4 separate regions of the Mus musculus genome follow, and regions 2, 3 and 4 are each linked to region 1. The links are chromatin loops, found by intact Hi-C in ENCODE. Cell type or tissue: heart. All regions are shown on one strand. Region 1 overlaps Erg (ETS transcription factor). Region 2 has its middle 40 kb from the start of Erg. Region 3 has its middle 26 kb from the start of Psmg1. Region 4 overlaps Gm31641 (predicted gene, 31641).

Evidence for each region. A loop is a pair of places that touch in the nucleus more often than their neighbours do. Peaks named below come from ENCODE experiments on the same cell type or tissue, not always from the same donor. Only the 100,000 strongest peaks of a DNase experiment are listed, where the experiment ranks them.
Region 2: a loop joins it to region 1, with 5 times the contacts of the local background. A loop is called at or near these places in 14 of 42 quality-filtered maps.
Region 3: a loop joins it to region 1, with 5 times the contacts of the local background. A loop is called at or near these places in 19 of 42 quality-filtered maps.
Region 4: it touches region 1 in a loop (3-fold over the local background); 3 of 42 quality-filtered maps call a loop at or near these places.

Annotation. Positions count from the first base shown.
Region 1 is chr16:95,463,482-95,471,481 of GRCm38, forward strand. All of the region lies in intron 2 of Erg (ETS transcription factor), which reads right to left. Among named protein-coding and RNA genes, the nearest start is that of Erg, 63 kb to the right of the region's middle. In heart, a CTCF peak has its summit at 3,265 (motif pointing right); a DNase peak (open chromatin) is centred at 520; H3K27ac peaks cover 1,318 bases.
Region 2 is chr16:95,565,913-95,573,912 of GRCm38, forward strand. It overlaps a transcript of Erg not described here. Among named protein-coding and RNA genes, the nearest start is that of Erg, 40 kb to the left of the region's middle. In heart, a CTCF peak has its summit at 4,894 (motif pointing left); no DNase peak of the experiment used is centred here.
Region 3 is chr16:95,961,444-95,969,443 of GRCm38, forward strand. No RefSeq gene overlaps it. Among named protein-coding and RNA genes, the nearest start is that of Psmg1, 26 kb to the right of the region's middle. In heart, a CTCF peak has its summit at 3,169 (motif pointing left); no DNase peak of the experiment used is centred here; H3K27ac peaks cover 602 bases; H3K27me3 peaks cover 315 bases.
Region 4 is chr16:95,193,354-95,201,353 of GRCm38, forward strand. The region is part of intron 3 of Gm31641 (predicted gene, 31641); the gene reads right to left. Among named protein-coding and RNA genes, the nearest start is that of Gm31754, 44 kb to the right of the region's middle. In heart, a CTCF peak has its summit at 3,472 (motif pointing right); no DNase peak of the experiment used is centred here.

The sequences.
Region 1 (8,000 bases):
CACACACACACACTGAAGTATGTATTTTTAAATTTCTACACAAACACAAAATCACTCTTTTATAGAAATCTAATTTTAGTTAAAAAAAAAACTGCAGAAGACACTCCTCTGTGTTGTGGTGTCCATGGGCCTGACAGTTCATCCTGCTGGTATTAATAACACAAATTTCTCACACCAGAAATTTCAGTAGGTACTGACAAAGTCAGGATGACTGGGCTCTGACCCACCACTCAGCTTTCAGGAAGCCCATGTCACACTAGTCAAATCACACACACACACACACACACACACACACACACACACACACACACACACACCTGCAAGACCTGGAACTCATCCATGAAAGAAATACAGGCTTTTTAAGGCCAAAAGAAATGTTGTACATTGTTCCCTGGATGACACGTGAATCTTAAACGCATACTGTTTGGATTATTCACAAGAACCCTGTAAGAAGGATGTCCCAAGGATGTTTGCCAGGGACGTGCCTGAGATTGGAGATAAGAATCAGCCATCTGGACCTGTCCCCACAATGGAAAACTCCACGACGCTGTGGAACTTTCCCATCTACATCACAGAGAGGGTTTGCTTGAGATCAGGGCAAGCAGGGTGTTAAGAAGCTGTCAGCTTCCCGGTTTCCCATTCATCACTGGCTAAAGACTCATTCTATTTATAGTGTGCACCATACTTAGGTTTTATCCTGCTGGGCAAAACTCTGTGTGAGTATATTTGAATGTGTGTGTGCGTGTGTATAGTGTGTGTACCTGTATTGTATGTCTTTATGTGTCTATGTCTGTCTGTGTGTATCTGTATATCTCTGTGTGTATGCAAGAGTGTGTGTATGTATTTGTGTGTATGTATATGTCTTTGTATATACATGTCTGTTGTGTGTATATGTGTATCTATATGTCTTTGTGTACATGAGTGTGTGTATGTGTGTGAATGTCCAGATCTCTGTGTGTATGTGTATGTATATAAGTGTGTGCCTATGAATGTATCTATGTATATATTATATATGCCTGTGTGTATGGGTGTACATGTGTCTATGAATGTATCTATGCATATGTATATGCTTATATGTTATATATGTCTGTGTGCATGTGTGTGCACGTGCCTCTGAATGTGTCTTGTGTTTGCCATGTCCTCCAGCAGGTCCTTAAGAAACAATCAAATTACCATGTAAGGAACTATTGCTTAACACGTTCTTGGAGTGGTTAATACAGCCTTCAGCCTCTTGGTTGATCTGAACTAATTTAAAGCAAGGAAATTGTTATCACACACTCAATCCTCAACTTTCAACACCCATGCTGCAATTTCCTTCACTGTGAGGCAGGCATCGGCTCAGCTCTGTGGGTTCCAATGAAGCAACAATTCCAACACGCATGACTTCCTCAGCATCCAGAGCGCTCTCCGGTTGTGCTAACCCAGCCCATTCTCATCCCCGAGTGCCCGGGATAGTAATGCAATTGTCACAGACCTTAAGTCTGTTCAAGAACCACTCGTGTTTTTTTTTTTTAAAAAAGACTAAGAGAGATATACTTATTCTGACACAATAGTTTAGCTAGAAGCAACTTTTGTTGTTGTTGTTTGGTTTGTTGGTTTTTTGTTTTTTTTGTTTTTTTTGTTTTTTTTTTTTTTTTGAGACAGGGTTTCTCTGTGTAGCCCTCGCTGTCCTGGAGCTCACTTTGTAGCCAGGCTGGCCTCGAACTCAGAAATCTGCCTGCCTCTGCCTCCCAAGTGCTGGGATTAAAGGCGTGCGCCACCACTTGGGTGACTATGCCTCTATACCAAAGGATCTTGGACACAGGACTAGGTGTGTGTGAGCACAAGTGTTATTTAGAAACCCTGTTTTGCTGCTAGCCACCTTGGGGCTTGTTCTGCGAAGGACACACCACTGAAGATGTGCAGAGGCCCTTGGCCACACTTGTGGGGACTGTGGCACAGTTCCACCCTCCTCGGCCTCAGACTCTCATCACAGTACTGCGATTGTCAGCACCATTCCACAACATTATCTTAGGCTGTTGAGATTAACTTGGGTTTTTATCACTTTCCAGAACCTCAAACGACGTTTAAAAGTGTATTTGTCTCCCTTCTATGATACTTGGTATCATTTATTGAACTGTAATAAACTGGTCTGCAAACTGTTTCTTTAGGACCAAGGAAATGCTCTGATAGTAACAGGCACCTGCTGAGCCGCCCTGGCAGCCTGAGTACCCACCTCAGGAACCCAAGTAAAGGTGGGAAGAAGAGAATCGAATCCACAACGTTGCCCTCCAACTTCCACAAGTACACACACGTGCCTCCAAACGCTCTCCTACCTCCACTTCCACACACAAATGAGCAAAACTTTTAGACCCAAATTATTTGTATAACAAAAATAAAGATAATATGTTAATGGTAAGCAATGGTGCAATGATGTAACTCACGCCACGGAGATTTGGAGGCACCCGTGTGCAAGGGTAGCTCCTCCTCTTTCCTTCTTTAAACAGCCGAGGTGGCCTTGCTTTGTCTTGACCTGAGTCAAGTTAATTTGGTTATCATTTGCTAATACATGTCTATCACAAACGGAATCAGAAATGAAGCTAACATTTGCCATGAATTCATTCCCATTTTCTCACACCTCACCAAGCAACCCATAAACTTAAGGGACTCAGAGGCCAGGTTTGGAGTCACCGTAGCAGCTGCCCCGTCACTCCCAGGCTGCATGCTACCTCTCTGCATGTGCCCTATCACTTCCCACTGCAGAGGTGAGGCCCCCATGTGCAGCCGGAATCCAGGTAGGCTGTTTCTCTTCCAGCTGACCCATGTGATGATCGGCTTCTGCGACAGGGTCTCACAGTGAACCTGGGCCCCAGAGATAGCCTGGGTTTTCGGGATGAGCCCCAGGGATCCTCCACTCTGCCCCCAGCCCACCACCCATCATAGTAGACACTACCATGGATGGCTTCTAGTTTAAATGCTGGGGACTGGAAATCATGCCCCTGTGAGCCATTTTTATCCACTTTATCAACGGAGCCATCTTCCCAGCCCCTTTCTGATAGGCAAGTAAAATCCAAGATTTAAAAAACGCCGCATTTCTCACACATTGTGTGTCCCTAGTAGATAATATTCTAGCCTTCATTTATAGTTATAAGAACAGTCCTATGTGGAGAGTTGCAAGAAGTAGTCACCTACTGTCTCAGGAGGGGCACTTCTATCAGCTCCTCAGAAGCTGGAGTCTTGGGAAGGGGCTTCCCTTTAAACTGCTGGGATCTTGGACACTAGAGGGCACTACATGACCCTCTAAAATGCCCAAAAAGAGCAAACACTATGTCTGCCTAGGGCTTGCCATGAAATTCCTGAAATAATTGTTATTATCCCACAAAGCTGTCTTGGTTTTATTCACCAACAAGGAAACCCAATATTCATCACCTATAAGAGAGAAAAACTTTGAATCAGCATATTATCTACAGATTTTAAAACTTAAAACTAAGCATAATCCAGACATTGTGGGTCACACTATAACCCCAGAACTCAGGGGGCAGAGACAAGAAAAGCAAAGATTTAAAGTCAGCCTCAGCTATACAGTAAGTCTGGGGTCAACCCAAGTTCTACGAGACCCTGTTTCAAATCATAAAACAAAACAGAATTTTATAAATGTATGTTAGTCTTCCTGAAAATAATTTTAATGTACAATCTCACTGACACTCGGCCCAGACAGGAGGTTCTCAGCAGCGTCCTCTAAACACGAGGGGACCTCTGCGACTTACCCTGTCTTCATTTGTACCTAAAATAAGCAGAGCATTTTTGTTTCTGCTTCTACATGAGCTTATATATCATGAGCTGGTGAGGTCAGCGGGTGAGGGTTGTTTGCCTGGGTCTAGGCTGTGGGTGGAGTAAGTGTGGACAGGCTCTGACCAGCTGCTTCGAAGAGGCCCAGGTATGATCCTTACTGCATGTTTCCGACTCCAGCTGCCAGCAGAGCCCAGGGGTGCTTTCTCTGCTTAGAGTGGGGCAGCCAAGGCAGGGCTTCATTCTCGCTGCTGTCACTGTGACAGGGAAACACACAGGGCTCCTGAGTGTGAACAGCATCACATGATGGAAAAGACCTGGACACCACAGCCGAGTGTCATAGCAGCCTGAAGAAGTATGACCACCAAGGCACACAGTCAAAACACACACACACATACACCAGAAACAGGGAAAGGCTGCCTGCCCCATCGTCCCCCAACCGTCTTCATCTGGGGTGTTCAGTTGCAGACCTCCAGATGTTGGGTCACTCTAGAGGAGGGCTTTTTGAGCAAGTACTCTGACTAAGGCATTTGGAAATAAGATTTTTTTTCTAATGTACTCTGAGGACTTCCAACTCTCTATCACATGAGGTCCCCTTCTCAGTGTCCAAACCATACCCAGCGGCAAGTGGACATGTAACATGCATGGCACACGTATGTGCACGGTACCCTACTTTCATAAGCATGCTCAGCTACACTATTTGTTATCAGGGATGGTTTCATATGTCCTTATAGACCAGGAACATGGAGCAGTCATTGCATTTCTAGGCACTGACCATATCACCATGGCAACTGCATTTCCTAAAATGGTCCATCTCAAACCCTTCTGAAAGCTGGCATCAATTTTGCTCCATTAAATAGTGGTACCTGCCTCCCTCCCATCCCCTCAGGTCTCTGACAGAGGTTCAGTTATCAGACTTCCAAAGCTACCTCTGCCTGTTTCCTTGGCAACAAGCATTCATAAACTTCAGCCTTCATTGAAAGAAAAAGGCCAACTATGGAAAGATGGGGTGGGTGTTCTTATCATTATCCCTGCATGACAGTTTACACCAGACCCCAGAGCTAAGTGAAGAAGGCTTCCAGAGGACTCCAGCCCCAAACGCCAGTTGACTACAACCTTCTGCAAGACAACGGGTTGAAGACTTCCTCTCCAGCATCAGTCCTATGATGTGATATGAAGTGATAGTTGTAGTCTTGAATGATTTATTGAAGCCTTAAATGCCTAGAACACTATGAGACCAAGTCTGGCTTCCACAAGACGTTTGTAACAAGACTGTTGCAGCAGAAGGAGCCTTCCTATGAGAGGTCTATCAATCTTTATTGGCATTAGCTACATGTTAAGCATTGGGCCAGGCTGCTCTGAAGGTGCTGAAGGTGCTGAAAGCAAGGGAAATGTTCTTGTACAAACAGAGTGAAACTTCACCTATCAGTTGGAGGGAAAATATGTCAAAGTCGTAGAGGCATTTTAACTCAAGAGGAAGGAGAGAGACGTGACAGTCATTAATTCCTCTCACTCCACAGCTATCCATCAATGACGCTGGTACCCCAGGGCTACACCCTCATGTCCTCAGTCCTTACCCAGTGCCAGCAGTTCTCCTGGACCTGGTTTGCTGGTTGCTCATCTTCAGGACATCCTTCCTATGGATACCAAGTTACCTCCCCAAAGAGAAGTGGGAAACTCTCATGCCCACAGAGGCAATGATGCCTGATGATCCATTACCCTGTGTGTTGGTATACAGAAGAACTCCAATGTGGAGAAAAGGCTGCCATTTTATTCTCTGAAACACTGGGGACTCTTTCCCTCATGGCCTCTAAGGTTTCCACGGTGTTGTGGGGGCTCCACCACACACACACACACACACACACACACACACACACACACACAAAAGCAAAAACAAAAACAAAACTGGACTACACTTAGAGGCATCTGGAGGAATCTAATGATTAGTCTGGCTTCACTGTGGGCAAAGGCAGTGTGTTCAGCTACACACAGCCGGTCCCCATTTCACGAAACCTAGCAATTGTAAGAAAGAGTCTAACCAAACTGGAGGTTTCCTGAAAGATAAACCGTCTTTTGTTTTTCTTTAGCAAGTCTGTCCAGCTGGCCTAGAACTCTTGAACTCAAGTGACCATCCGGCTCCTAAGCAGCCCTTACTGTGGATGTCTGCCACCTCAGGGCCCATCTCAAGGCTACACTAACAAGTTTGGGAAGCAGTAAGGCTCTGGTTCCAGACAGCTGGGTAGGACACCTGAACCTCAGCTCCCAGGCTGAGCCAGGGTTTGAAATACTTGGTTCCATGGAACTCAAAGCTGCTTTCACAGAGACTGGAAAACACTCCTTCTCTCCCATGTGACACTGTGGTATGGAATGCTCGCACACAAGGAACTCTTGTTTTATATATATACATATATATGTATATATATATATATACCTCTAATAGCCAGAAAATGGGGAAGTCCACAAAGAAATTTTTCAACTGCCTCTCTTTACATGACCCTTAACCTAGGAGATTTTTGCCTAATCTGTAAATTGAAGTTAAAAGTATTTCTATACCTTTGGAGTAGGGAGCCCTTTGTCCCCATAAGAACGGAGAGACTATTAACAATAAGGCCCTGCATGCACAACACTCCTTTGTCGGTGAGTGCAAACCAAAACCAGATGTGGAGCCCCAGCCGCTACCTTGGAGTGACCCAGGGAGGCTCAGGCTAATCCAGCCGTTCTTAATAACTCAAAACTGCCAGCCTTAAACCATCTAATTTTTTCTTGCGCTTACAGATGCAAACAAGAATCGACAGCCTGCATTGGAATCTGTTTCCCTCTGGCCACATACAGATAGATTCTGTCTGATAAGAGCAGGATAAAGGCCCTTTCCAGGAAGCTGTGTCACCACCATCCGATGACGAGGGGGTAGCGGTAATTATCACCTTTAATGAACCAAGATTTGGAAGAAGTTATACTGAAAATCAGACGCCCTTGTCCTGACCTCCTCCCAGACAGTGTTCCTTGGAAGTGTGTGAATGTGAGAAAACACTGGAGGTCTCCCCTAAGGCTCTAATGAGTCTAGGGACATTTCTCTGGCAATGAAACTACTTAATTTGCAATCATTTTCTTCAATTTCAGTAGAATAAACATAAGCGAAAGAGAAGAGCCAACGAATTTAGAAATGGCTCAAGACTTCTCAAATGATGAAATCAAATAGGATCAATTTTTAACATTCTGTTAATATCATATCTATTTACAAAAATAAAATCAAGTGGAAAATTACTTTATATACCGGATATTATGTTTTGCCTTAGACGCATGTAAAATACAGACAAATACACAGATACACACTGCTTTTTCCCCTTCTAAGAATTTATTGTTAGTGTACACATGTGTATGGGGGCCAGAAGACAGCTCTGCAGACTTTGTTGTCTCCTAGCTTCACATGAGTCTAGAAGATGAACCTGGGTTACCAGGTAGCACAGCAAACACCCTTAAGTTGATCCATCTCGTTAAGACCCTGATTGGGTTTTAATGCCCAAAAATACAGCAGAGGAATGGATACAGAAATCCTAGCACTTGGGAGGCAGAGGCAGGCAGATTTCTGAGTTTGAGGCCAGTCTGGTCTACAGAGTGAGTTCCAGGACAGCCAGGGCTATACAGAGAAACCCTGTCTCGGAAAAAAAGAAAAAAAGAAAAAGAAGAAGGAGGAGGAGGAGGAGGAGGAAAGAAAGAAGGGAGGGAGGGAGGAAGGAAGGGAGGAAGGAAGGAAGGAAGGAAGGAAGGAAGGAAGGAAGGAAGGAAGGAAGGAAGGAAGGAAGGAAGGAAGATGTGGTACGTTTACACAATGGAGTACTACTCAGCTATTAAAAACAATGAATTTATGAAATTCTTAGGCAAATGGATGTATCTGGAGGATGTCATCCTGAGTGAGGTAACCCAGTCACAAAAGAACTCACATGATATGCACTCATTGATAAATAGATATTAGCCCAGAAACCTAGAATACCCAAGATACAATTTTCAAAACACAAGAAAATCAAGAAGAAGGAAGACCATTGCGTGGATACTTCATTCCTTCTTAGAATAGGAAACAAAATACCCATGGAAGGAGTTACAGAGAAAAAGTTTGGAGCTGAAACCAAAGGAAGGACCACCCAGAGACTGCCCCACCTGGGGATCCATCCCATAATCAGCCACCAAACTCAGACACTATTGCATATGCCAGCAAGATTTTGCTGAAAGGACCC
Region 2 (8,000 bases), 100 kb after region 1:
TGTGTATTCTGCCTGCCTGTATGTATGCATGCATGTGCACCACATGCATACCTGGTGCCTATGGAGTCAGAAGAGGGCAATGAACCACTTGGAATTGGAGTTACAGATGGTTGTGAGCTACAGAGATGATGCTAGGAATCAAACCCAGGTCCTCTGCAAGAGCAGAAAGTAATTTCACAACCACTTTTTCTGTGCTCAGGAAGAGCTAACTGCACCTGAGAACTGGGGTCCTAGCAGCAGCTGTACCCTCCGGCTGGAACCACGTGTGTCCAAGTGTGGTTGATCCATGCAGTGGTTTGAATGAAAATGGCCCCCATTGGTCCATAGGGTGTGGCATTATTAGGAGGTGTGGCCTTGTTGGAAGAGGTGTGCCACTAGAGGGAGGGCTTTGAGGTCTCCTAAGCTCAAGCCTGGCCAATGTGTCACTGTCACTTTCTGTTGACTGCAGGTCAAGATATAGAACTCTCAGCTCCTCCAGCACCACACACGTCTGCCTGCATGCTGCCATGCTGTCCACCATATCGACAATGAACTAAACCTCTGAACTGTAAGCCAAGCCCAATCAAATGTTTGCCTTTATGAGAGTTGCTGTGGTCATGGTGTCTCTTCACAGCAATAGAGACCCTAAGACAACCCAGCTTAATCACAGTAATAAAGAGATACAGGAAGGGGCTGGTGAGATGGCTCAGCGGTTAAGAGCACTGACTGCTCTTCCAAAGGTCCTGAGTTCAAATCCCAGCAACCACATGATGGCTCGCAACCATCCATCAGTACAGCTACAGTGTACCCATATACATAAAATAAATAAATAAATCTTGAAAGAGAGAGAGAGAGAGAGAGAGAGAGAGAGGCAGAAAGCAAGACACTGGAGATTGCTGGCTTCAGCAATCAGCAGCTCTGCCTTTTGGCTCAGCTGACCACTAGTTCATCAGATTAGAAATTAGTGCAATACACCAGGCAGTAGTTGCCACTCTGGTCTCCAAATAAACATGATGTCCAGATGTGGAAAAGAAAGGTAAAAAGGTTACTTCCCTCCCCCTTGGAGGGAAGGGAGTGAAAAAAAGCCGCCCCCCCCCCAGCCCCAGGGCTTTTTTGCTTCATTGTATTTGAACAAGGAGTTCCTATGCTCTAAAAGGAAGAGTGAGCATCTGTTTTCTTCCCCTGAAGGAATTTGCTCAGAGCAAAGATGAAGGCCCTGGAAGTGGAGAGCAGCGGAAAGCTGCAAACAGAAACCCCAGCAGCCTGCCTTCCCCTCAGTCCAAGGGGATTATCAGGGGAAGAATTCACTTTGGCTTCTGGAGACCCATCCCAAGGTGCAGCCCCCACCTCAGCCTGCTGCAGGATGCCTCCCAGGGAGTTCCTTCCCATCCCAGGGGCCTGCAGCCTGGTTTCCTGGGGTTTGATTTGCAAGCTTAAAGATCGGAGTTCAAGCCCCAGAGCATACATTACAACATTAAAGAGCTGAGAACAAGGCAGCTGCTTAGGGTCCCAATGCTGGAAAGGCAGAAGCAGACAGACCTGAGGCTCATTGGCCAGCACTCAAACCTACAGCAATCCTAAAGCCCTGGCCAATGAGATTCCTTCTGAGAAAAAGATGCAGCCAGGTGATGCCTTATGCCTTTAATCTCAGTACTTAGGAGGCAAAGGCAAGGCAGATCTCTCTGAGTCTGAGGCCAGCCTGATCTACATACCAAGTGCTGAACCATCCAGGACTACACAGTGAGAGACCCCTGTGTCAAAGAAACTAACAGCAACAACCAAAAATGCAGGGGTTGGGGTGGGGTCATCCACACATCACTAAATCATAGAAAGTGATTGTGTGTGTCTGTGTGTCTGTGTGTGTGTCTGTGTCCACATGCACACGTGCATGTGTGTTCATGCATGCATGTGTGTGTGTCCATGTTCATGTATGTGTGTGTGTGTGTGTGTGTGTGTGTGTGTGCCTGCACATGGAAATGTGTGTGTCTGTGTGTGTGCCTGCATGCACATGTGTGTGTGTGGTATTGTTGTGCTCACAGTATATTACACAGCTTGGTTAAGTAACATTTTTCCTGCCTGCATATTAACCCATACTGCAAAGAGAGAGAAACAGGCCATGGGTAGAGAAGACATGAGCTAGATTCTTCTCTTCCGTTTAAGGACACAGGCAAACCTCAGAGGTCTGCAGACTCTGCAAAACTTGCTCCCCTGGGCATGTGGTCGGCAGGGAACTGCCCGGGAAGTATCTGAGCTTTACAACTAAGCACACGTATTATCACGAGGAACATCATGACTGGATCAGGAAAGTGATCAAAGTCGTATGGCAACTTCACAAGAAGCAAGACGCAATGGGTGGACCTGCAGCCATTTCCCTTAGAGCCTGGGGGACTCTCCTGTGTCACTGTGATGAGGCACGTGTCCCATCCCTTAGGTGATGATGTCCTAACTTCACGGCAGCGGCTTAGAACAGACCGCAGTGATTGGCTCACAGGGCGGAGCCCTTTCGAATGGGATTAGCGTCCTCATAAACGGACCACAGAGCCATGCTTCGAAGTCACTTGACTTTTTGTATCTTGTCTTAGCTGTCACTTAGAGTAAGATACCCATCACCAGGACTGTGGCCTCCTCCACACAAACCGCCCAGGAAGCTTCACCAAAGCCTCCATAGGGAGAAGAGGCGCCAATCCGCTGCACCCCTGTGTCATCCTAGAAATTCAGTCAGGTTACAGCAAAACCAACCTGAGGCCGAGTATGTCAAAGCACGCACTCGGCGTTATACTAACCTCTCCCTGAGGCTCATGCTCGGTTTTCAACCTTAACTTTTTAGACGACATTCATTTTCTGTGAGTGTATGTGTGCATGTGTGTGTGCGCATGTCACAGCATGGGGAGGTCAGAGGAGCTCTCTCCTTCCACCACACGGGTCCTGGGGGTGGAACCCATGTCCTCAGGGCTTTTACCCACTAAGCCATCCATCTCACTGGCCCTCAACCTTTACCTTTTAAAAACCTGGAGTTTAAAAGTACAAATTAGTTTATATTATAAAACAAAACTTCTGGGCCACATGACTCTGACCCCCATGTCCATGTGCACATGCCCCACCCCCCGCCAAATGCACAGATACACACGATAAATAAATGTCATTTTAATCAAAACTTTTGAATGCCACAGCGCAGTCTTCCTCAGGTCATCTTTGATTCCATGGCTTCACTTCCAGGCACTTATTCCAGGTACAGTACAGTGTGTGTGTGTGTGTGTGTGTGTGTGTGTGTGTGTGTGTGTGTGTGTGTTACAGTCTTTTTCAACCCTGGAAACTTAGGAGCCTGCTGATTTTTAGATCCACTTCCAAAATAGCATGACTTAGCCTGGCCATGGGCATTCTGCACCCGAGACTGAGAACTCTGATGGCTGGCTAACAGAAAACCGAGAAAAAGCCCAAACTCAGCAGACGTGGGTCAGATGCTGTAAGGCTACACAATAGGGTGTTAGATAGTTTCATAGTAAATGTGGCTCAAAAGCAACTTTTCAACAAATACACTTAATGGCACAGATACTTAAAAATGTGCTGTTAGTTTGGACAAAATGGGTTATAAGAATGTATTAAAATATCTACATTGAGGTAAATATATACATATATTCTTATATATGGGGCCACTATTCTGAAATTAAATGCATTGCTTGTCACACGTAATTACATGCTGAGGGTCGGAAGATGTAACTTTAATATTTTGACTCATCTACATGTTCTTTATTTCCACAACAGACAAAGGAATTGCTAGCCCTACCCCTTAAAGTTCAAAAGTGTAGACAGAGGGATTTTTAAGTTTTAAACATTTTCAGCTCCGTTCGTATAGATTCTGGGGCACCACCCACCCCATCAGCCAACACCTGCATAGCAAAGACACACTTAGACTCACCATAGGTCACAGGGCACGATGCCCTGCCAAGGCTCAAGCAAAGTACAACAGTCAGATGGCATCCCTGCCTCCCATCACTGGGGGTGCATCCTTGCAGTCCCAGCCACTCCAAGCCCTCCTAAACTCACCTTCAATGCTGTCAGAGCGAAGTGAAGAAAGCTGTCCCTCTAAGCATGGCAGATAGCCAGCCCCTGTGTTTGTGGCTTTAAGGGAGATAAGGCACCACAACTTACAATTCCCAGAATTCCAGGCCAGCTGAACAGAGGAGTACCACAGGCCAGGGGATTGATCTGAGGAGGGCAAGCACAGATGGGGTGCCGGTCCAATAGACTTGCTATTCAGGCTGGAAACCTGATGTCTCCAGTAGGAGGCTGGAGTGAGTCCCATCAGGACACATGACACATATGCTCTCTGTCCTGGGGTGGAAGGAGTCAGAGAGGTAGCTGACTTTCGTCCTTCACTCTCCCAATCACTGGCTTGCTGTCAAGGGCACAGGGGGTGCAAGTGAAGAGCTGACCCCAGGTGAGGGAGAGAAAGACTGGGCCACCTTTTTGGAACCATCAGTTTCCACTACTGTAAAGGAAGCCTAGTGTTCTCACCAGAGCTCTGCTCTGTAGCCATGACTGATCAACTCCATGAGCACTGGTGGTCAGCTTGATCCCTCCCTATCCTTCCTTAGATTTGGAAGTGGGTCTACCTATATCTTCCTGGTGAACAAGGGGCTCCCAACACCAGACAATGTATTGTCAATCAGAAAGATGCCATTTTAACTTCCTCAAGATTGTAGGGAAATATGTGCCAGGACATGTTTGTTTCTTTGTTTGTTTGTTTGTTTTTTGTCCCCAGTGTCACAGTCCACTCTTGGTTCCTAAACATGGCTTCCTTACATCAAAAGGATGTGCCAGAGGCCAGACAGATGGCTCAGTGGTTAAGAGTCCTTACTACTCTTTCAGAGGACCCTAGTTCACTTCCTATCATCTGCTTGTAGTTCCAGCAAATCTGTCGCCCTCTTCTGGCCTCTGTGGGCACTGCACAAGTTGGTATGTACACACAGAGTAGTAGTGAGGGGTGAAGGAGGGAAGGGAGAAAGGAGGGAGAGAAGGAGGGAGGGGAGGAGGGAGGGAAGGGAGGGAGAGGGTGAGAGGAGAGAGAGGATATACCATTTAAAAGTTCCTGGAGCAGTGCTAAGCCCCATTCAGTCTGCTCATCACAGCCCATCAAAAGATACCCAGGGTGAGGTCCTAAGGTTTGCAGGTCCCCCCCCCCCTCGGAACTCCAAAAAGTAAGTGTATTCTCAGTGCCTGTGCAGCATGAGTGTTCAGCCTCCATGCAGCTGAGCTAAGGGACTGGTCCTCTGAGCTCTCCCAAGCTATCAGTGTGACTCTGGGTCTCTGGCCCTTCTGTCCCCTGAGCATCAGCCACCACTCTTCCCATTCTTTGTTTATACCGGCTTCTGTCCCTACCCTTCCCTCTGTGGTCCCTGTCCAAGCAGAGACTGCGGAGAAGGCAGTTGACAAAGTTCTTGCCATACAAGCACAAGAACCTGAGTTTACACCCAGGATCCACATTTTAAAAGGCCAGGTATTGGGTGTGCACTTATACCCCTGTGCTGGGAAGGCAGAGACAGATAGATCTGTAAGGATCGTTGGAGAAGCAGAGACAGGTGATTCTCTCTGGATGGCCAACCATGTCCACTTGGCAAGCTCAGATCAGTGAGAAACCTTGATTCAGAAAAAATAGTTGACACCTGAGAAATGACACCCAGGGTTGTCCACTCTACACGCAGGCATGTGCACACACACACACACATATGCACACACATACACATATATATGTACACACAAACACACACACACACATATATGCACACACACACACACATATATATACACACACACACAAAATCAAACATATGTACACATACATTACGTACATACAAACACATACAAAACCAAGTGAACTTCAGGGTCTTGAACCAATGAAAGCTACAAGCAGTCAAGGAATGCAGACCAACCGCCAACCATGTAGGCAGTGGGCTTTGACACTTGGTGCACTGTGAGCCGCCTGCTTCTCATGTCCGGCTTCTGGCCAACTGGTAGCAATCAGACAGGACACTGCGGCACACAGGAAATCTAAAATTAGGTTTTACTACCTTGCATGGAGGATTTATGGGATGGTTTAATTGCTAGTTTGGAGACTAAAACCTAGACTAGGAAGGTGAAACCATCTTTCTGGACAAGCCCAGAGAGCCACTTGCACCTTGTGAACCTCATCTGCAGCAAGAGAAGACACATAACTTCAGAGAGCAGAGAGCATGACCCTGTCAACCTGGTACATGCTACAGCCAGGAGCATACTGTTTCCTGCTACTCTGATTTATAATAGTAGGCAAGTGTGGGTCTTCTGGTGAGACCAGTCTTCAAGCTACACACAAATAGTAAAAACATATGCACGCATGTGTGCATGTGCGTGCATGTGTCTGTGTGTCATGTGTATTTCTGAGTGCATGCACATATGGATGTGCACATGTTTAAGTGTGGGTATGTATATGTGTATGTGTGTGTGCGTGGTGCCTGTGTAAATGGGTGTGTGTTTGTGTATGTGCGATCACGTGTGCATGCATATGTGTGAGCATGTGTGTGTTTTCATGCATGCATGCACATGTGTGTGCACATGTTTAAGGATGGGTGTGTACATGTGTGTGCATTGTGTGTGTGCGAGTGTCTGTATGTCTGTGTATGTGTTCATGTGTGCATGCATGTGTACCTGCGTGTGTGTACAACATGTGTATATGCATGTGTGTGCCCATGTGTGTGTGTGTGTGTGTGTGTGTATGTGTGCGCGTGTGCATGCATGTAGAAGCCAGAGCTATCTATCTTCCCTAATCACTCTCTCATCCCTCACTGAGTCTGAACACACTGACGCAGCTGGCCAGCCAGCAAGCCCAGGGATACCCTGTTTCCATCTCTCCAGCACAGGATTACAGGTGCACGCTGGTACATCTGACATTTTACATGAGTTCTAGAGAGCTGAAACAGGTCTTTGTACCTTTACCAACTGAGCCATCTCCTCAGTACCCAAAGGTAATTCTGCACCATGATTTTTAACACGCATTTTCTGAGTGTGACCCAACACAGGAGGTCAGCTGTGGGATTTTCCACTTGTGGCTTCACAGCAACTTTAAAAGGTCAGACTTGGTGTTTTCAGATTATAAGATTTTTAACATTACCAGGAAATATAACACAATAGCCAGGGCTGTACACAATCATTTTTGGTAAAATGCTCAGGCCTCTGTGTCCACGGTAACATGTATCGTTGCATCTTCTAGCAGGTAGGAGGCTCTTTCCTACGGGGCTGGCCTTCAGAGGAGCACAAGATTGTTAGCCCTGCCAGTGACGAGGAGAAGCCTGAACACAAAGTCTGACTCTTAACGCCTCTGCCCTGGTTTCTCAAACACACTCTCCCTTCATGAGGACCTGGCTCTCCCTCCCGCGCTTCGCTATTTTGGGTGCTTGGGTCATTTCTAGTAACTGCACTTAAGCGATCCTGTCAGCTCCAGGGCGTGGGTGGTTATTCCACTCCCCTCATTGCACAGAGCCTGCCCTCCCTCCATCTCTGAGTCAGCTGCCTTTTCATGAAAATACTACTCTGCAGTCATTTTCATAGGAATTTGTGCTGGCGTGGCTCTGTTTCCCTTGACGCCGGCCCAAGTGTTTTTCTCTTCGGATTGGTTTTTGGTGGAAGCTCGCTCACTCGGCATGTCTCTGCATTGTTGTTTGTTTTCTAGCCTATTTCCATTTTTACTGGAGGGCAAATATCAGTCAATGTGATCCAGCTGCAGAAAGGCATCCGAGCCACACGACTTGCGTGTGGATGTCCAGGGTGAGCAGGAAATAAAGGCAGCCCACACGTGGCTTAGTAGCATGAGAAGAGCTAGCCTCTGTCTTAGGGACCAGTCTTTCACAACGTGGGCCATCTGATCTTGCGCTTTGAAAAATGTCCTGTCACCCTTCACCCTGAGAAGTGCATGGCTATTGACTGTGCCTGTTGTATGGGCATCTGTTCATTTGTGTGTGCCCGAGTATGTGCATGCCTGTGTGTACGTG
Region 3 (8,000 bases), 500 kb after region 1:
AGTCAGTCAACAGGTTCTCCAGATCAGAGAGAGGATTGAAAAGTAAAAAGACAGTTAGACAACATTGTAGCATGACCCCTGTCAATTCTGAGACTGAAGGCAGGTTTAATGTTTCCCAATTCGCTTTTATACCATTTTAATTACATGCAGGTATTTAGGGCAAGCAGTACAATGAGGAACTAAAAAGACAACAGTCAAGGATCAAGCAAGACAATAAACACAAGGTCCCATGATCACTCTGGTGATCCCTGTTTCTAAGGATGATCAAGATATCTGAGCCTACTTCTTTGTTCTACCCTAAAACCAGATTCTGACTTCCTTGTCCTTGGCCAATGTCAGGTCCCTGCCTGGACTTACTTCTTTGTCATGGTCTGATGTCAGATTCCTGCCAAGCAGCCCATTTCCTTGTCCTTGGTCAATGTCAGATTTCTGCCAAGTGGCACCCCAAAAGGCTCTCCACTCATGAAATAGAATAAGTACTTTATTTTAAATCCTACCTACTCCTTGCAGCCCAGGTGCCAGCCATCTCTTCAGTTATCAGAATACCCAGTGTTGCCTCCCACTTCAAATCACTCAGTGACAAGTACTCTCACCTCCCAACACTGACCCTTGAACCTCTTGTCTATCCCAGTGTGGCTGAATCAGCTTCTGCCTCAACACCGTCAGGGCAGGCAGACCTGTCCTTACACATAACCAACTCATATAAAAGTTATTTGTATTGTGCTTTATAGCGAACAGCATCTTCCAAACACAGAGCTCACCTGCAGATCCCCTCCTGTATCTTCCTTCTACCTACCAAGTCCTTCTCACGATAGAGGTCTGGGAAGACACCTGAGTCCTCACATCCACTGCCTCTGCCTCGGACCCTTGGACAGACTTGACTTTTGTGGAATTAGGAACCAGGTGGACCTAATGCAGACAGCAGGAACATAGGCCAAGAGTTCTGTGTGGCCCTGTAAACCTGAGGCTGCTTTTCTCTCCAGGCCCAGTCTGCCTCTACCAAATCCAAACAAGGTTAGTTATGGTCATATGGGTCCCAGAAGGCAGAGTAGGAGCTGCCTGGACCCCTATGGGGCCTCAGAGAACCTCTCAAGAATTTTCTCCACATTTTTTCAAAGGAAATTCCACGAAAACACAAAGATATCTGACACCCCCACCCAGTGTGTGGTGAGTACCTCAGTTTGCAACTGGATCTTCTTTTCTTTTTCTTTTTTGTTTTCTTTTCTTTTCTTTATATACCCAGCAATATAGCATAGAATAGAGTTTATTCAGGCATAGGGAAGGGAGTTAAGAGGGCAGTAGAGGCAGAGAAAGGCAGAGAGAGTAGAGAAGTAGAGGCTGGCCGTGACCATGTGGAGAGATGGGGAAGGGAATATGGAAGGGAGGGGGGAAGGGACGAGCCCAAGGGGGAAGCAAGAGAACAAGAGCTACAGCTGGCTTTTCATCAAGACTATATACAGTATCTGCTGGAATCAGGCTCTCTGTTCCCTAAGGGAACTTCATGGCCTCCTTTCAAAGAAGGGACACTGGAGAGAGAGAGCAAGAACTCCAGCTCACAGCGGCCATGCTGTAAAGAGAGTCTGCCTGGGTGGGCTTGGGACTAATGGCCCTAGGGAGCTTTTGTACTCTTGGGAGGTCTTGGTGCCTGGGATGCAGAGTGAGACAAGCCAGAACATTCCTTGTCATGGGGAGAGAGTGGAGGCTGGACTCAAAAACCCCCAGGGCTCAGGGTCACAGCCATTTCTGGGCAGGAGAAGTAGGAGCCTGGCAGTAAGGCAAGACAGGGGGGCTTAGCCATAAACACAGAAGTGAGGCCTCCTCGAATGGCCACAATGGGCCATATTCAGTGGAGGAAGGGAGGGCCAGTGCTGCTGTGGCTAGGAAGACCTTAAAGAGAGATCACCCAGCAATCCACCCCAGGCACATAGCCTGAGAGCCTTCTATGATTCCCTCTAACAGGAGAGACTGAGGCAGCAACTCTGCATGCCCCACAGAGCAATGTTGCTCAGAGAGCAAAGCCTTCTGCTTGCCATGGCTGCGAACAGAGTGTGCTTCTTCCAGGAGATTACTCTCCCATCTGCAGTAACAACTATCTGGGGCCTCATAAAAACCATGAGAAAAAGCAGGGGTGGGGGCGGGGGGCAGGTGGAGGGTGAGAGCAGGTAGAGGGGTGGGGACAGCTTTCTGTTTTTCAAAGTCAACATTATGGTTTTTTTTAAAGATTTATTTATTTTATGTATATGAGTACACTATAGCTGTACAGATGGTTATGAGCCATCATGTGGTTTCTGGGAACTGAGCTCAGGACCTCTGCTTGCTCTGGCCCAAAGATTTATTTATTATTATATGTAAGTACACTGTAGCTGTCTTTAGACACACCAGAAGAGGGCATCTGATCTCATTACAGATGGTCGTGAGCCACCATGTGGTTACTGGGATTTGAACTCAGGACCTTCAGAAGAGCAGTCAGTGCTCTTACCTGCTGAGCCATCTCACCATCTCACCAGCCCAACATTGGTTTTTTAACATGTACCTCTCTCTCTCTCTCTCTCTCTCTCTCTCTCTCTCTCCCTCTCTCTCTCTCTCTCTCTCAGAGTGTGTGTGCCATGTATGCATACGAAGATCAAAGAGTAACTTTCCAGGGTCTGTTCTTCTTCCCTACCACATGAGTTCTTGGATCAAACTCAGGTCATCAGCTTTTGCAGCAAGCACCCTTAACCCCTGAGCCATCTTACCAGCCCTCAGACTAAAGGTCTAGTGCATACAGATGGCTGTGCTGTTTTTAGTTACTTATGGGTGGTTGTGGAAGAATCTAGTATTAATACAGTCAGATACTTAGGGAAGATAGGTTATAGACTCAGATCAGCCAGGCCCTGAAAGAAAGAAAGAAAGAAAGAAAGAAAGAAAGAAAGAAAGAAAGAAAGAAAGGAAGGAAGGAAGAAAGAAAGAAAGAAAGAAAGAAAGAAAGAAAGAAAGAAAGAAAGAAAGAAAGAAAGAAAGAAAGAAAGAAAGAAAGGAAGAGAGGAAGGGAGGAAGGGAGGAAGGGAGGAAGGGAGGAAGGGAGGAAGGGAGGAAGGGAGGAAGGGAGGAAGGGAGGAAGGGAGGAAGGAAGAAAGACCTTTGTTGAGCAATACTGCCCCCTTGTGACCGATCTTCACTCATAATTTCAGTAGGTTAAGGAGGGCAGCAGTAACATACAGCTTGTTCAACCGCTTTGCACGTTCTAACGTTCTTGTGTGCCCGGAGGGAACGTTATGAAATAATCATTTCTAAGTGGGCAAGAGTTTGATTTAAGAACACTGTGATCAAATATTCACCAGAGTTCACAGTAGCACCTGAGAAAATGTGGGCTGCTGACGTGCCGACAGCTTCATTCCCTCACAGCCCTCACACCGGCCCCAGCAGCCTGAGCAAGCATGGCAATGTCCAGGGGACTTCAAGTGTAAATTCCTTCCAGCCTGGAAAAGCCACCTGATGGATTTGTTCTGCAGTAACAAGAGACAGCTCCTCAAAACATTTTCAGGGATTCTAAAAACAGTCTGTATGCAGAAGTTGATACATAAATCGGTTTAGGACGTGCCATTCTTGACCTGAATCCTCTCACATTCACCAAATACCACCCAATCCAACAGCAGTCAGTCTCCTGCATATGCCATGTGTGGGGCTGGAGGCTCCAGCCTCTGGCTACACACCTGAGGTCTTTGCACAGTCAGCTGTCACACCTGTGACTTTCTCAGCCCCATTTCTGATGTGCAGTTTGAATCTTCAGTTTGTGGAGATCTCCACTTGGTATGCATTAAAGTATCCTCAGACTCAGCCTGACAGAGTGTGCAGGAGTAGCTTGCAGAATGCTGGCTGGTGTGTGAGCCCTTGGGTCCAAGCTGAGACTTGAATACTCTAACAAGTTGGTGCTCAAACTTGGCCACACGTTGGCTTTACCAGAGGGTGAAGAAATCCTGGATCGAATCTCCAGAAGTCGACTGAGGTTGTGTGGCTTTTGGGTTGGGCACTGAACATTTGAAAGCTCCCCAGATGGTTCTAACACCCAGCAGAGTTTCAGGAACACAGTCTCTAAGAAAGAAAAAGACTAGAGATCCTCTCTCTTTGAGTCTCAGTAAGCTGCGTGACTGCTCCATGTCAATGTTTTCATCCTACAGGGCAGCTCTGTGAAGCCTCCTTGTGCTGCATTAAACAAAATAAGAAACTAACAGAAGACAATGTGACTTGTGTCCAATATGGAGGGACAATCCGGTTCTCTAAGATTTCTGAGAACTTATATTGACGGAGGTTGCCTTTCAGCCTGGATTCAAAGCTGTCTGGGATGCCATAGGGCAGGTAGCAGACTGACTTCCAGAGCCCTTCAAGCCTCCCAGCCACTAGTCAGGAGTTTATCTTGAGAAAGTCAATAAAAGAGTCGTAGCCATGGAAACTGCATTGAAAACCACTCTGGACTTTTGACGTCTGAATATTATCAAGCTGCTGTCCTTGTCCTTCTAGATGACCGGCTAAGGATATATTCAGGCAAGACAGAAGAGCACCTGGTTTTCCTATTGTGCCTTCCCCAGTGCACCATGACTTGAATGAAGGAAGACAAACCACACCTCTTACTTAGAAGGTGAAGATCCAGGATGGAGGGACTGCTCAGTGGTTAGCGCATGCCCAAAGCTGGCCTTGGCACACACCTTTAGTCCCAAACCCTGAGAAGCAGAGGTGGATCTCTGTGGGTTTCAGGCCTGCCTGGCTTATATAGCAAGATCCAGGCCAGCTGAGACACACACTGAGTCGCTCTCTCAGAAAAATAATAATAATAATAAAACCTGAGTCCAGTTCACAGCACCTATCTGGAGTGGCTGACAACCAAGGCAGAACCTCCCCCTCTGGCCTCCACGGGCCCCTGCACTCATGTGCACATGTCCAGCCACAGACATAACACACATACTCATAAACCAACCAAATAAATCCTTATATTTTAAAAAGGCAAATATTCAATCTTTGGAGTCATAATATATGCTGTTTACAGGATGCTTGGGCTTGTATACCACTATAAATCAGGTGGTTCCTACCATGCCTTTGTTGGGTTGGATAATTTACTATGACAGCTTACATAATTTAGGGAAGCAGCCGTCCATTTAACACCTGCTGAGCAGAGAGCTGCTATCTGCGGAGACCACTGCCAGCTTTTCCCTGGTGCTCTCTGGAGCTCTCCCCGACAGTTCCTCCTTCAACTAGCTGCTGGAGGTGGGGGTTAGCTGGAGAGATGGTGGCCCCACAGTTGAGAACATCTGCTGCTCCTCCAGAGAGGTTCATTTCCCAGAACTCATATGACTCTAGCTCCAGGGGATCCAACACCCTCTTCTGGCCATGGTAGGCACCTACACACACTGGCACACATAAATTAAAAAGAATAAATCTTTAAAAGGCTTTCTTTTATGCTAGCTGTTTTGTGACTCCCCCTGAAATCAGTCTGCCTTGTTTACCTGGTAGCCCCACTAGTGAATAAGGTGAGATTATCCAACAGGACAGCGTACCTGTCCTCTCGAGTCCCAAGCCTTGCTCACACTGATCCCCACTCCAAGGAATTCTCCCCTTCTTGGTGGACACCAATTGTACGTCCTATAGTTTGTATGGTCCTGTGACTGGCAGGATTAGTGCAGACTCCCCAACCCCAGGCTTAGGGGTACAGACCCCTACTTCAATCACAAGTCCAGAACTCCTATATTTCTGGCCACCTCACTATAAATCAGGTGGTTCCTACCATGCCTTTCTCGGGTTAGATAAGTTACTGTAACAGCTTACAACATTTAGGAAAACATTTGTTTCTTTCCCATTTGATAATAGAGGATACAGCTCGAGAGGAGCCACACTGAAGAATTGCCGAGAGCAAGGAGTGGGAAGAGGTGTAACCCCCAGTACCTCCCTGCTCACCCACCGAGGTCTCCAAGCACCACGGTTTGAGTACTCTTATGGAGGCTTCAAGAGGGCATGTCAGATTATTAGCTCAATATCTACCTCTCTCACCTTATCTTCGATCATTTTCCCACTGGCTGAGAAGACTGTCTTTAAGAACTGGAGTTCGTTCATGCTTGTTTTCGACTGAGGGAAATCATGTGACTTTTCTTACAGCGCCAGCCTCTCTGGACTCAAGGCTTCATGTCTGATGCTGTGTGGAAAAGAAAGCCGCGGAAGGACTCAGGCTGTGGAGTGGGTGAGTCAGCTTCGCACTATGGGAAACCAGCTCTGACTGATGCCTGGAAGACCGTGGAGGGTTCCCGACAGGATGTTCTATTAACAGACCACAGGAAACAACGATTCCCACAGTTTTGTCATCAGGTAACTGCAGAATGATGTGCAGCCTAGGCAAGCACCCCCATCTCCAAGACTACAGCTCTGTGTTGCCCCAGCTCGCTGTCTGTGTGGCCTCCAGCCCCACGGCAGTGGGATGGATGCCTGTCACACTTGCCCATGATCTAGACACCTTCACTTAACACTTTAACAAAATGCCTGAGGAAAGCTATTTAAGGAAGGAAATGTTTATTTTGGTGAACGGCTTGGTCCAGTCAATCATGTTGGAGAATCCATGGCAGCAGAGCGAGTGTGAAGTGGTTATGTTGATTCTTCAGTCAGGAAGCAGAGACGATGAATATTTGTCTTAGTTAGGGTTACCGTTGCTGTGATAAAACACCATGATCAAAAAGCAAGTTGGGGAGGAAAGGGTTTATTTGGCTTATACTTCCACATTGTAGTACATCATTGATGGAAGTCAGGACAGGAACTCAAACAGGACAGGATCCTGGAGGCAGGAGCTGATGCAGAGGCCATGGAGGGGTGCTGCTTTCTGGCTTGCCCTCCATGGCTTGCTCAGCCTGATTTCTTATAGAACCCAGAACCAAGGAATGGCAACACCCACAATGGGCTGGGCCCTCCCCCATCAATCACTAATTTTTAAAATGCCCTGTATGTTTGGCTGCAGCCTGATCTTATGGAGTCATTTTCACAATTGAAGCTTCCCTCTCTCCAGACCTTGAGTCGAGGTGACATAAGAGTAGCCAGCACAGCCTGGCGCTCTTGCATTCAGTCTCAGACCTCCCTCAGAGGATAGTTCCAGCCACACGCAGGGTAGGTTTTCCCTGCATTGGTTAAAGCATCCTGAAAATAACCTCACAGACACACCCTGAGATATGTTCCCACACAGTCTGATCCGACTGACGATGAAGATTCGTCGTGACAGAGAAGAGCCTATAGAATTTTCCATTCCCCAACCACTGAACGAAAACCTCAGGTTTCCCACGGATGGGCCCAGTGTTCCAAAATCCATGTCACAAGAAGTCCAATGTACAGAGTAGCTTGACCTGGTCCAGCTTGGTCCCACCTAGCCTTCTACCCCAGAATGTCTGGGTCCTGTTAGAAAGGGGACAGGCTGAGGTAGCTCTAAGCTACCTGAGTTTGTTCTTCATCATTAGACATCTTGGTCTGCTCTGGTTGACTGAATAGAATACGAGACATTGGAGAACTTAAAACATGCAACTAACTCTAGAGACATGACTCGGTGTGGACTACTTAGATTTGATCCTTAGCACTACAAAACGAAGACAAATCTAAAAAATATTGTCTCAGTACAGAAGGTACGCATCAAGGCCCAGGCATAGGCAAGGTTGGCTTCTAATGAGGCCTGTCTCCTCAACAGGCAGGTGGCTCTGTCCCCATGTCCTAAGAGTCTCTTCCTCTGTGTATGGAGAGGTCTGAAGAACCTCAGTCCCACTGCACCGAGGGCCTCGCTGTCCTGGCCTCATTGGACCTTAATTATACCTCGTCCTCAAATCCAGTCACCCTGAGGTTAGGAGATTCAACATAAGAGTGTGAGCCTGTCCAGCAGAGCTGATGAGAGGCTTGGACCACCAGCTGCCTGCAGGGACTCTGGGGAGGCCTTGTTGCCACAGGGAAGTCATCAGAAGACTGAACTCTGGCCCTCAGGCTCTGCAGTGAATTCCCAGCCACTTCGG
Region 4 (8,000 bases), 270 kb before region 1:
TACAGTGCCTCATTGTGCGAACGTCTTTCATGTGTGCTAGGCACGCTCAGAGATTAATAATCTGCATCTGATTTGCATCATCTCATTTAAACAAAGGCGATATTGGCCATACTGCCTTCTGAGACAGACTTTGAAAAATTGCACCTTTTTTTTTTCAGCTATGTAGTAACAACCAGTTTCTTCTTGGTTTCCAGAAATGGTTCTGCTCTCTGTGTTTTTACAAAAACAAGACGCTGAGTGGGTAGATGGTGGGTGGGGAGTGCTTCTCGGACTAAGAAGGTTGAGACCTGAGGTGCACTTCAGGATGACTGGCTTATCTCCCCCTGAGTCTTCCTTGGGTGCTGGCTCTGCTCTTTGCTGAATCCTTACCACAAGGACAGGGAAGCCTTCAACTTCTTAGTGCTCTGGAAACCTCCATAAAGCCAGTGTTCCCGATGCATCTGCCAACATCATGGTCTATGGAAAAGCAACTCTAGGACTGATTCTCAGACTTGTGGGATAAGTGACCCACATGATTGTGACCCAGCGCGTGAGGTGCTCCAGAAGGAAGCGCTCTGGAGGGAGGCGCTCCAGAAAGAGGGGCTCCAGAGGGAGGCGCTCTGGAAGGAAATGCTCCATGCTCCTCCTTTTCTTGTTTAGTGTAAAGAGGAGAATAATGACTCCACCCAGTGGCGTTTGACACCTAGGCTTCCTAGAGGAAACTAAAATTTGCTGGGGGCCAACCCCGTTGTGTCTTCTTTCTTGTTCAGTTCTCCTTGAGGCAGTAAGAGGGGGAAGAGCGTCAATGGAGTTAAGACTTAGTCTTGAGATAAATTTAGGGTTGCTGTTTTCCCACCTCAGTTCTAAGTCACTTGGCTACAGTGGCTGACCTGCCTTCTGAGTCCCTCTGAGAAACTGTTTAGCACCTCATCCTAAAACAGCTCCAGAAGCAAAGTGTACAAAGCTGTACAATGGAGCCCTTTAATGCTCAGTGCCCTGAGCCAGCGGGGAGTGGCTTGTGAAAGAGAGCAGGTGGAATTCTTGCATCTACTCAGCTAAGGGGGCCCCAAGCTGGCTGTGATTCCCGAGCTTAGGCATCCACAGGGAAGCACGCAACTGTTAGCATGCTGGCACTGTGCACAATGGGTGGGGAAAATGAATGTCAGCAGTGTGCTTGTTGGGAATTGTGTGTGCTGGGTGAGTTCTGGACTCCGTGCATCTCACACCATGCGAACTCACACACTGCTAACCTTCATGCACACCCATGTGAACTCACACTGTACCCTCCATGGCACACCCATGTGAACTCACACTGTACCCTCCATGCCATGCCCATATGAATTCGCACTGTACCCTCCCTGGCACACCCATGTGAACTCACACTGCTACCCTCCCTGGCACACCCAGGTGAACTCACACTGCTACCCTCCACAAGTTCACTCTTGTTTGCAATACAAATCCAGTGGTTTAGACAGAAGTGTTATCTTGACCTTGAGTTCTAAGAACTCACTCATGGTTACAGTGGGTTTAGCAGGTTGGTTGCTGCTGCTGATCACTCTGGTTCCTAATTAAGTCGGTTCTATTTGTGGCTTACTAATCTGGCTTTGGTTTGGCGACTGGGCTATACTGAAGTGTCCTCTGACTGTGGGGTCTGGATGTACCACTGCCTCCATCCCTTACCCTGTCCCTTTCTGGTCTCTTGTTTATACTGCTCAGTTGTGACACTAGCCCTGTGACCCCCTACTGCCATCAGCAGCCTGGGCTTTGGCCAACTACAAATGAGTGAAACATACACCTTCCACATACAGATTTCGCTGCCCCATGCTCTATGTGAAAACACTTTTCACTGTCTCCTTAAAATTACTCTTAGCTGCCTCTGGCTTCTTCTGATATGATGGCATGCCTCTTCAAGCCTGGTTAGTTAGTGCCGAGAGAGGCGACTATCTACCTGAGGCTAGTTCTAACAAGGCATGGTGATGCCTTGTGCTACTAGAAGGAGCCCAGTTCCAAGGACATGCATCAGTTCTCAGTTTCCCTATACCCATTAGCCAGAGGACTCGTTTTATTAATTTAAAAACATTACATTGATTTATTTAATTTGTGGGAGCCCACCACAGCTCACACATAGAGGAAAACATGTGGAAGTCAGTTTTCTCCTTCCACCATAGGGGTTCTAGGGTTCAAATTCAGGTTGCCAAGCTTGTCTGTGAAGGTCTTACCTCCTTATCTGACTCACTGGGCCTGCTCAGGGGACTTTGACAAGAACAGCGTATACACCCTCAGCTGGGCAGGGGTCTCCTCATGCCCAGGTGCCACCTCAGCCATCCTCCTGTGGCACTGAGTGGTCAGAGCTGAGTATAATGTGTATCCAGCTGTCCTCACCCTCAAACATGCCTGTGTCTTCGATGTCAGCTTGGCCCCATTGTTTAGCATCTTATCTTTGTAAGGACATCTTTTTCCTAGAAGTAGATTTCTTGGGACACTGTGCCAAACCTCCAGGTTTTGTACAAGTCACTCGTCACTTGGACTTATTTCTAGCTATGCGGTCTTGGATTTCCACATCATGTTGTAGCCTCACCACTCGGCTCCCAGGACAGTTGAGTGAAGTTCCTCATCAGAGATCCCCAGGGGTCTAGGATTATAGCAGTGATTCAGGACAAAAGTCTGCTACCAGCAGCATTAGCTTGGCACGAGTTTCTATGTGAATATCAATATGCATAAAGTCACAGACAGTAAAGAGTTCTGCAAAAGACGCACCCATGTAACCGCAAAGTAAAAGAACAGAGGAGACCAACTCTCTGGGGCTATGGATAAGGCTCGGAGATTAAGAACACTTCCTGTTCTTCCAGAGGACCAGAGTTCATATTCTGGCACCCACATTAGACAACTCTCAACTGTCCGTACCCCCTGAGAGAAACTGAGTCTTGAGGACTCTTCTACACTGGCTACATGGGGTAATCCACAGGTGGTCTCGGGACTGGACAAAGCACCTGGTGACCCTCAGCTGATTTGGCAATGGTGTGCCTACAAAGATGAGTTGGGGAGCTTCCATCCCCTCTCTCTGCATGTGCATGGCATCTGGTGTCCCTACCCAGTTCCTGCTGGTCTACTGTAGCTGCATTCCCAGCCTATGGGAAGAGACATGGGTTTCAGATGGAGGCAGGGCAGCCTTCCGGGTGAACCAAATCTGTAAGCAGCTGGCTTATGATATCTAATGTAACCTCATTGTAGTACATCAGCTCTGGGCAGTCAATGCTGGGATATTTGCCATTCTCCTGAGGAACTTAAGCACTTAATGAGATGATGTACAGGGAACACTTAGCACATAGTATGGCCACAAGTCAGAGAAGTAGCTCCTTTTCCCACCCCTTATCCTAGGTCTCTTGTGATCTCACAACTCTTATGGAACAATGAGACCTTTAATTCAATGGAGAGAGTTGGTTGCAACCAACTCAGACTTCTACTGGGAGGGAAGACCTACTCAGCCACTAGGGGGCGCCAATTGCATGGAAAAGGGGGGCTTGTGCTGTCCTGGAAGGAAAACAAGGTAACTCTTTTACTTTCTTAAAATTTGGGACCCAAGTGCAGCCTCAGTGCTTGCTGGAGATTCTGGGACTTAGAAAGTCAGGACAGGGGTCACAAGACATGCAGAAAGTGCCCTCAGATCCCTCCCCAGGGACTACCTATCCTGCACACTCACCTTGCCTATGCAATCCAACACCTTTTACTTTCTTTTCTTTCTCCTGGACTTGTCGTTATTCCGAAGTCCCTTCAAGACAGACAGTCTGCCTAGCATACAGAAGAAGAGTTCTGTGGGGAACGAAGGGTCCTTACTTTAAAGTGTTTCAGATTTTTCTTTTCTGCATATGTATATGTGTATATGTGTGTTCACATGTATAGAAATGAGCATGTGTGTCACAAAGTCCACAGATGACATAAGGTTTTCTTCAATTGCTTTCTCCCATATACACTGGGGTAGGGTCTCTCCTTAAACCTGGAGTCTTTTGAATTTTTTTATTGCTACCCAAGCTCAGTTGTGCGATCACAAGAGACCAAGGAGTAGGAGAGAGAGCTACTTCTCTGAGTTGTGGCCATACTATGTGCTAAGCATTCTCTATAGATCATCTCATTAAGTGCTTACGTGTTGCAAGAGAGTGGCAAATATCCCAGCATTGACTACCCAGAGCTGATGTACGACAATGAGGTTACATTAGATGTCATAAGCCAGCCGCTTACAGACTTGGTTCACCTGGAAGTCTGTCCTGCATCCATCTGAAGCCCATGCCTCTTCCCATAGGCTGGAAAGGCAGCTAGACAAGCAGGGCCTGGGAGGGAGGCCTTGATGCCGTGCACACACAGAGGAGAGGGGACAGAAGCTCAAAAACTCCCTTTCTGGAGACCTGAACTCAGGTCGTCATGCCTGCGCAGCAAGCATATCAGCCACTGAGCCATCTCCCTCCTCCCTCTTCCCTCCTCCCTCCTCCCTCCTCCCTCCTCCCTCCTCCCTCCTCCCTTTCCCCATTTCAAAGGTTTTGAACCAACCAGGTCAGATCTTTGGTTTGGAGTTTTACACTCAGCTCATGAGCAGACACACAGTTATATTTAGAGATCGCTGGGCTCCGTAGGAATTCTCTGATCAGAATTAGCCCACCATTGCATTTGAAGGTGACTAGACTTAGGGATACATCCCTGTAATGGGTAGCCCAGAATGCACAGTGGGAGAGAAGAAGCTGAAAGACAGCGAAGTGACCTGCTTTTTCTGAAATTATCTATGGCTAAGGTGGGAAGACTGTTCCCCAGAAGGGAAACTGCGCACTGTCCTTAATGGTCTGTTTGGGGGTCTGTACATCAGAATGGACACATTTCCTTAGCATGGGAATTTCCTGTGAGAAAAAGTCTCCCCAGGGAACCTTACCGAAGATGGGTGCTTTATGTCATTTACAATTATGTCAGATGTGTTGGCTCTCTTACACACTGATAAAGCCTCTTTTGAGATGCCAGGTACACCCTACATGTGAATTACCAGGGACATTTAACCAAACTCAAGCTCAGTCCTGTGAGATTAGGCAATCTTTGTGTGCAACCTAGGTATTTACAATGAATTTGTAGCTGATTTTACATTCCTTGACATTTTAAGACTCATAGATCTAGAAGATAATTCAACCCCTGCTGGCATTGGGCATATGTTGAATATGTGTGTGTGGGTGTCTTTGGGTGTTGTCAATACTACGAAAATCTCAACCAAACAAGCATGCCCCAAATAACCAGTCACCATCTTCCATGTCCCAGAGTCACACAGGTGCCTGGCATGCTCAGCTGGAGTGGCTTTCTTTGTATTGAGACCCGTAGCTTGTTTATCTGATGACCCAGAGCTGCAGGCTGTCTAGGCAAGGCAAAGGTGAGACGTGAACCCTCCGTGGCAGGGAGGAGGGGAAGAGCAACAGCTGAGTGTTGCCGTGGCAACTTCTGACCATCAACTGGTCTAAGATACAAGGGCACAAAAGATACGCCTGTCGGGGCCGGGGCCACTGATACCATTCTGATCCGAACGATCGCCTCAGGAAACCTCTGTCAGAACTCTAGGTGAGCTCTGACACAGCACCGAGCTCCTCCCACTGTTCTCCTGAGGAAATGGGGTGGAGGTCTGTAGAGGAAACATCCTGTGTCCCCTGCTTTTCAAACATCCTGCGTCCTCCGCTGCTCCCTGCAAACCACTTAAAGATGCCTCTGGACTCTCTTCTGCTTCTTTCTTAGCTTTCCAGGCAGGAGAGCAGCTCATGGTGTCACACAGGTCAGGACCGGGACCTGTCAGCAAAAACAGGAAAGCAAACCACCCAAACACTCCGAACCTGGGGGAATTGGCGTGCTGACTGCCTTCCTGTAAAGCTATACCCTTGAGAGAGGTCCTTTCCTGGTGCCTGCATAATGTATCGATTTGACACGATTACCAATGACACAGACAATTCCCCTACTTGCTAAGGAAATGAGTCCATTTTTATGTGCAAATTAGTAGGATGAAGAACCGTGCCTGGGCAATTGCACAAGGACGCCATTCAGAAAATCCCCCCTTTGTGTTTATATATTCCGCCTTGGTCATCTTGAAACTCTGAATACTGTTTGGACACAGAGCTTTGTGTTTTCACTTTGCACAGGACCCACGATTTAGCCAATTCTGGTAAGGTAACTTGGGAGCTAGGCAGATCGGAATGACATTTTGGTCTCTCATGTAGTAATTGCCATCTTGGACAAGTGGGAATGCTCTCCTGGCGTGAGTGTACTCAACTACAGAACAGAGGTACTAAACATCTCCCATGGTACTGTGGGGTTGTTGTGAACTCATGTGGGTTCACCTAGTGAGCACAGGGAGCCTGAATACTGAGCACCAAGCCAGTAGATGTCAACAATTTGCCTGAGAAATAATTAAATTATACCCTGTCCTTGAAATATATGGTTATGCGTGTAATAAAATATGTATTTCCTGAGCAGCTATTATATAGCAGCACCCTCTGTATTTATAATGCCAGGGGTCTATTGGCCAATTTCAGACTCAAAGGATTCTCTTTAATTAGAGTTTTTATTTATTTATTGAAAACACCATACATGCTTCAACGTCGCTTGTATAGGTCCACCAGTTCACCACCTCTATCCTTCTCCAACCCCCTCTGCCCCTCCCAACACACTTTTCTCCCAACTTAAAGACATTTAAAAAGAATAACCCATTGAGTCTTATCTGTGCGCATGGGTCTGAGTCCACCCACTGAGCCATCCGCTGGCACGTGGGCCACACTCGTGGCCACATCTCCAAAGAAAATTGATGCTCCCTCTAGCAAGCAGCAACCTCTAGTATCTCTCCAGCTAGGGGAGAGGGCCCAAGCATGCTGGGATTTTAACTGGCTTGATCGTGTGCAGGTAACCACAGCTACTGTGAATTCATGCAGTCGATGTTGCTTTCACGTCCAGAAGCTAGCATTTCACAGCTTTCAATCTCCAGCTCTTAATGCTCTCAGACTCCTCTTTCTGCCTGTTCTTCCTCAGTGTGTGTGGTATGGAACACAAAAACCCAAGGATTTCTTTTTTCCACTTAGGGCCCGTGAAAATAAGAACCGGCACTCATGTCCTCAGCAGGATGTGCAGGAGTTACTAACTGCAAAGCCAGGCTGTAGGTAGTATTCCTGTCTGGCTCACCTCATTCCCCAATACCACAGCAACTCTTATAAAGGAAACCCTTTAATCGGGGCTGGGTATGGTTTCAGAGTTTTAGTCCATTATCAATGTGGGGCAGGAAACATGACAGTGTGAAGGCAGACTGTTTGCTGGAGGAGCTTAGAGTTCTACATCTGGATTGGCAGGCAGCAGGTGGAGAGAGTGACACTGAGCCTGGCGTAAGCTTCTGAGACCTCAAAGCCTACCCTCACAGTGATACACTTCCTCCAACAAGGTCACACCTTCTCCATCAAGGCCACACCTACTCCAACAAGGCCACACCTCTTAATAGTGCCATACCCAATGGGGCCATTTTTATTCAGACCACCACAGGGATCTATGTCGATTTTCCTTCCCCCTATTCTTTTCTTTTGTCTCATTCTTTCTGGTGGTATCTCCAATCTGGACACCTATTGATTCTTATTTATTCACTTATAATTTATTTTTGTTTTTATGCATGCATATCCATGCCTACATGTCTACATGTATACATGGGGTGCTGGCAGAGGACAGAAGAAAGCTCAAATAACAGGGTGGCTGTGAACCACCCAGTGTGGGTATTGAAAACAAAACACTAGTCCTCTAGTCCTCTCTAAGACGAAGTAGTACATGCTCTAACCACTGGACTACCTCTCCAGTCCTCACATCCCTTGATTCTTGACAACTTAAGGGCATTCTGTCTCCCTCTCATTGCAATGACAGTGACATAAAGAACAACAATATAGCAGGTGTTCCAGGCCATCACGTGAGCTGCCCTGTTCAGGAGGGCCCAGCATCCAGTCCCTGGGAGGTGAAGACAAGAAGCAGGTAGAGCAGGG